Regions from separate parts of the Homo sapiens genome. Here region 1 is linked to region 2. Evidence: chromatin contacts called from ENCODE Hi-C data. All regions are on one chromosome and are shown on one strand. Each heading gives the region's core, a stretch centred on a gene start or an enhancer-like site at or near the end of the contact. The rest is flanking DNA. Distances are from core to core; before and after follow the strand shown.

What was found. Hi-C counts contacts between places; a loop is a spot of excess contacts on that map. Pooled maps may share reads with other maps.
Region 1: a loop to region 2 is called in a pooled map, with 3 times the contacts of the local background. The contact joins two enhancer-like sites. A Hi-C loop is called at or near these places in 1 of 50 pooled maps.

The regions. Positions count from the first base shown.
Region 1 is chr10:76,148,927-76,151,712 of GRCh38, reverse strand. All of the region lies in intron 5 of LRMDA (leucine rich melanocyte differentiation associated), which reads right to left. Among named protein-coding and RNA genes, the nearest start is that of MIR606, 600 kb to the right of the region's middle. RefSeq lists an enhancer at 1,263-2,171. Within about 2 kb of position 1,517, at least 7 of the 41 ENCODE cell types and tissues checked have a DNase peak (open chromatin) inside an H3K27ac peak, as active enhancers do.
Region 2 is chr10:76,085,439-76,088,138 of GRCh38, reverse strand. All of the region lies in intron 5 of LRMDA (leucine rich melanocyte differentiation associated), which reads right to left. Among named protein-coding and RNA genes, the nearest start is that of MIR606, 530 kb to the right of the region's middle. Within about 2 kb of position 1,371, at least 11 of the 41 ENCODE cell types and tissues checked have a DNase peak (open chromatin) inside an H3K27ac peak, as active enhancers do.

The DNA of each region.
Region 1 (2,786 bases), core at 268-2,767, 63 kb before region 2:
AGGAAAAAATGCAATTCAAAAATAAAATTTACAACAACAACAAAAAATACTTTTCTCTTGTTAACCTATCTTTTGGCAATCTAATTTACAGGGCCCTGGCCAATGAGCCTAGAATGGGTAGAGGGAAATATATTTTTTTCCTCCCCCACACATAAAATAAATATCTGTTTGGCCCCTGATATGTGCCAGGCGACGATCAAGAGCTAAGTGCAAAGGATACAAGAGGTTTACATTCTAGTATCAAACAGACAAGAAATACAAACAAATACGATTATTTCAAATAGCGACAGATGCCTTGGAGGGGAAAAAAAAACTGGGTAATGGAATAGAGGTAACTGAGGGATGGCTGTGGGCTTAGGCAACTGCTTTAGAAAACGTGGTCGGGGAGACCTCTTTCAGAAGAACAGTAGCAAGCCGCATAACTGTTTAATAAGCTGATATAGCTGTACCTAAAATAGTTGGCTCCACAAAATGTCCAACAGCAAAGGAAAATCAGGATCCTACTGGAGGGTGTAAAAGTCACCAAAAGCTGACAACGAAGATCTTCACAGGAAATGTACACAGGAAATGTAAACATATAGGTTGGAGGAGCCCCCTTGAGCCCTACGTCTGAAGCTGCCACCCCTGCCTGTGCCTGCTCAGGTCTGGATGACCCAGCTGGGTGTTCAGAGGTGCATACAGGGCGCTTGGATTCTGCTGCCCGGCTGGGTCTTAATGGAGAGCCTCTATTAATTATCTGAGCACTGGCATCACTCCCCTGGACTCAAAGCTAAATAAAGCCACCCCAGTTGCTTGGCCGCAAGCTCTCGAAGGTTTAAACAAAACTGCGTCTCAGTGGATGCAGCATTTGGCGCTTATCTAAAAGTTTTAACGTCTTTTCGCAGTTAATAATTAGCTCTGCCTTGGTCCTCACAAAGGGTGCCACCAAAACAAAAGCAGACGTTAAGTGTGTTCGCTATCCTTGCCACCGGTATAAATAGGCAAAGGGATGATTAATGAATGGGGGGGATTTAAACACAACAGTGAACAAAGACAAAGGCCCAAGGCTCGATCGACTGCCCACAAACTGAGACAGGCTGTATCCAGAGAGAAGCTGCAGAAAGCCACACACACAAACATCCGCTTAATGGACAGGTTGTGAAGACTTCATTTAACCTTGCGTTATGACAGCCGTAGTGTTTTATTAACATTCTGACATGTTAAGGGGCCAGGGTCAGCGGAGGCAAAACCATGCATTGCTGAGGGAGTTTCCTGGCAGGGGAGGGGAAGGCACATTTTTGTGTGGGTGACCGAAAGAAAACAGAGCAGGTCCAAGCACATTCCACAACACCCTTCAGGCCCCCTTTGTGAGGTGGGGCTAGAGCCACATTTTAAAAGAGTTGTTTGGATGTCAAACAAAGCAGATGAGGCACCCACACGCATGCCCAGCCTTTGACAAGGCCTGTCCACGCCTCAGAGTGGCCACATTAGAACCTGGGCTAGGCTTTAGCACTGACTCATAAAGAAGGCTGCTCAGAGGCATCTGCCACAGAAGTGTGTAGCGCGGAGGGGCTTTTGGCAGCCATTTGCAGACACAGGAGGGTTTGCCGCTGGTTGGCAGCCTTTAGTTAGTTCTAAGAGGAAACTTCCCCCCAAGGAGACAGCAGTAGCCCAGTGTGTTTGACCAGCTGGATTTTGAGCTTCTGGCTAGAGATGAGCCTGTGGGAAGCAGCAAATGGCCAAACCCTAGGGAGCCCTGGTTGGTCCACCTCTCTCTTTATAACCTTTCTTCTCCCTCCCAGGGCTTCCCCTCATCAACCAGGTGCCCATTCCCACAGGCTCTGTTTCCAACCAGGTGTCTGATGGGGAAGGATCTGATCAATTAATCCCTGTGGAAGATTTAGGTGATAATGAGCTTAAAGGCTCTCCCCACCCCCTCCAGGGACATTTGCATTTTAATGGAAGACTCCAACAGACCCAAAGGCATTCAAGAACTATAGCAGTGAAACAGTAATTGTGGAGTTTTAGGCTCTAAGGGAGGCCAGAACAGAGATATTTATGGGCTTGAGGAGCTTCCTGGTCTCCCCACAGTCACACTACGGAGACCCCTGCCAAAATTTGTAGGCTTTTATTTCATCTTTTCTCTGCCTACATTACTTAGGTATTGGAAATATCACCTGAGAAAATGGAGGCCAAATGCTTTAAAGAAACACCCAAAAGAATGTGATGATTATGATTTACTAAATGACAAAAATGTAGACCAGAGCATACTCTCTGTGATCAACACCCTTAAATAACAGATGAGGAAATGGAAACACTGAAAAATGAGGTTTTCATGTGAGTCACTCAGCCAATCACTTACAGAGCTAGGACCAGGCACTGACTCTCCTGATTCAAGACCAAGGCTTTTTCTACTGCACTGTAAGAATGACTTCTCTTCCGTCCTCACAGCACATCCTAATCACTCCTTGACTGCTGCATTACAGATGATCATATTATTTAATTTGTGTTTTATAGCTTTACAGTAATCTACTGCTTTGTTAGTGCAAAGGAGATACAGAATTCCAGTTCTGGAAAAATCACCTAAGGGAAGATGAACATTCAAACCAAAATTCTAGGGGATACCACTTTACACCCACTTAATTGTCCTCAAAAATAATAAATTGGACAATAAGAAGTGCTGGAGAAAATGTATATACACAGAAACTCTACTATTTTGCTGGTGGGAATGTTAAACTAGAACAACTGTTTGGAAAACAGATTGGTATTTTCTAGTAAAGTTAAAAGTATGCATAACTAAAGACTCA
Region 2 (2,700 bases), core at 122-2,621:
TCTTTTTGTGTGTCTGTGAGACTTTGTGTGTCTTGCTGTCACCCAGGCTGGAGTGCAGTGGTATAATCACGGCTCACTGTAGCCTCAACCTCCCGGGTTCAAGTGATACTCCCACCTGAGCCTCCCAAGTAGCTGGGACTATAGGTACACCTTGTCCAGATAATTTTTTGTTTGTTTGTTTTGTAGAGACAGGGTCTGCATGTTGCCCAGGCTGGTCTTGAACTCCCAGGCTCAAGCAATCCTTCCACTCTAGCCTCCCAAAGTGCTGGTATAACAGGTGTGAGCCACCACATTTGGCCAGTTAAGAGTTCTTGCTATATTTTCAAACACTGAGGAAATCAAAGTTTGTGTCACTGAGCAATGGAATAATGATTGCTGGTTTATCTTTTCCTTCCTTTTGGGCCCCTCTATTTGCAGTTCATTGGTCCTGTTTTTGGCCTACAGAGTAGGACAACAGACACGGATCCCTCTTCCACATGAAGCCCTTCCAATATTGAACACAGTACCTCTGGCATCCCCCTTAGCTCTTCATTCTCCAGGCTAAATTCCCATCTCTCTCTACAGCTACACTGAGGACCTGGCTTTGAGGGACCCCAATCACCCTCCCAAGATGATCCTGTATGACTAACCTTGCTGGGTAGATGGAAATTTTTGTCTCTCTTGGGATAATTACCAGCATAGGGTGTGGTATGCAAAAGCTTACGCTATGCAGAAGTTATAGAGAACACAAAGGCATAAAATTAATGTCAGGGCTTCTAGGAACCTCAGAGATAACCCAGTCCCCACTCTGTTTGTAGAGAATCTGAAAGTCGCAGAACAAGTAAGTGGCAAAACCTGGTCAAAAGCCTTGGCCCTACAATTCCTAGGACAGAACAAACAGTTCTGCCCTACACTGCTTCCTCGGATGAAGACAGCTAGTACCTGACCTCTGTTTTCCCTGCTACAACGAGACTACCCCTGTGTAATTCCTCTACCTGACACTGGGGTGCACTGGCATGCCACCCGCCCCACCAGGCAGATCTGAATGTCTGCCAATGCTGGGGATGATTTACAGGGCCTGTCTGGGAGATGATTTTCCAAGAAAACACTCCATATAATTGGCCTTTGGTATATCTCCTCAGTGGTGATTTATTTCTGTCGGACAAGCCAAAGAACGTCTCTCCCCACCTCTGCAAAGCCTCCGGTCCCTGGCCTCAAAGTTCAGCAAGTTTCTGGCCAGAGAATGTTCTTCCTCTCCACCCACTCAGCCCTTTTTTCTGTGGTTTGCAATCTCATTTTGCTAAATATACTGAGATGCCCTGTACACAGCGGTCTGCAGTTCTAGAATGTGCCTGACTTCCTTTGGCTGGGAGCATCACTCATAAATCACTGTGCTAGCAGCTGCCATCCATTTATATCCATGACCTATCAGGACTGAAAGCTCAAGTTCTTCCACGGTGATGCCTTTTTCATTCGGGCCCCTCCACGAGAGTAAAACGCTCTCTCTCCCACACATATACACATGAGTATTTAGCTGTGTGGTAGCCACAGAGAAGGGACTTGGTGAACACTTACTGAATAGAGTGTATAGAAATATTCAAAGAGTAACTTTAAACTTGGCCACTTACTTACGAGTGTTGACTGACAATTGCATGCCTAAGCTAAACTGCTCTGAATACAAACCTGAATGATGAGTTTGATGAAGAACATTCTCAGTGGAGGAAACTAGGGCTTGTTTGAAGAAATAAACAGTGAATTTTCCCAGCCTTGCAAACAGCTTCTGACATTTACCAGCCCACAGCTGCTTTTTACCAGCCCCATTGACATAGCCATTCCCTAGAAGTCCCTGAAGGATTTCCAGAGGTAAGACAATCCCAGAGAAGGAAAGGCAGAAAGTATGGGTTGGTGAGAGTGAACTCTTTCCCAAAAGTTGGGAGGGGTGCTCCAGTTAAACTCACCCCACTTAGCAGGCGCCCCAGCAAGGAAGTGCTCTGAACTCACGAAGTAACTGGGCTTTCCTGAGAATGGGGTAAGGCGAGGAACTAGAAAAAAATCAGAATATGTGTTCACTGGTCCCCAGAAGAGAAATTTGGTTTTATGCATGTCAAGGGAAGTCTTTAAACTTGAGAAGACTATAAAATTGGGCGGGGGGTGGTGCAGAAGAGTGAAGCATGAGAAGGAGGAGGTGGGAGGAGTTGGTGACTGATCCCCATTGCTGGGAACAGCTGCTGGGGCAGATGCTTGTGTTTTGTCAAATATTCCTCTGTCTATAGAGGCTATCTGCAGGTGAAATCCTTCATGAGGAAGAGGATGGGGGTGTGAGTGTGAGGGAGAGCGGGGAGGAAGCCAGGATCACTAGAAAAGATGGCTATGTTTAGCTTACATGGAAACAAACACCTGAGGCCAAGTCTTCCCTGCAGACCAGGACTTTCCAGGCAGGACTGTCCTCCCTTGGCTGTCCCAGGCAGACCAACATCCCACAGCATTCTGCAGCAAGACGCTGGGAGACAGGAAAGAGACCGACTCTCCAAGGACACAGGGTCAGGGTAAGGCTTAGAGAAAGGAAAGTCACCATCCCTGTGAGGTAGGGGCCAGGGGAAAGTAAAGCGACCCCTCCCTCCACCCCAGCCCCAGCCAGGCCATTCTTCAGGAGTGTGTGGGGCGAGCAGACTTGATCTTGGCTGGTGAAAGAGGCTTTCTCCTCCCAGCTGCTCCAGGGGA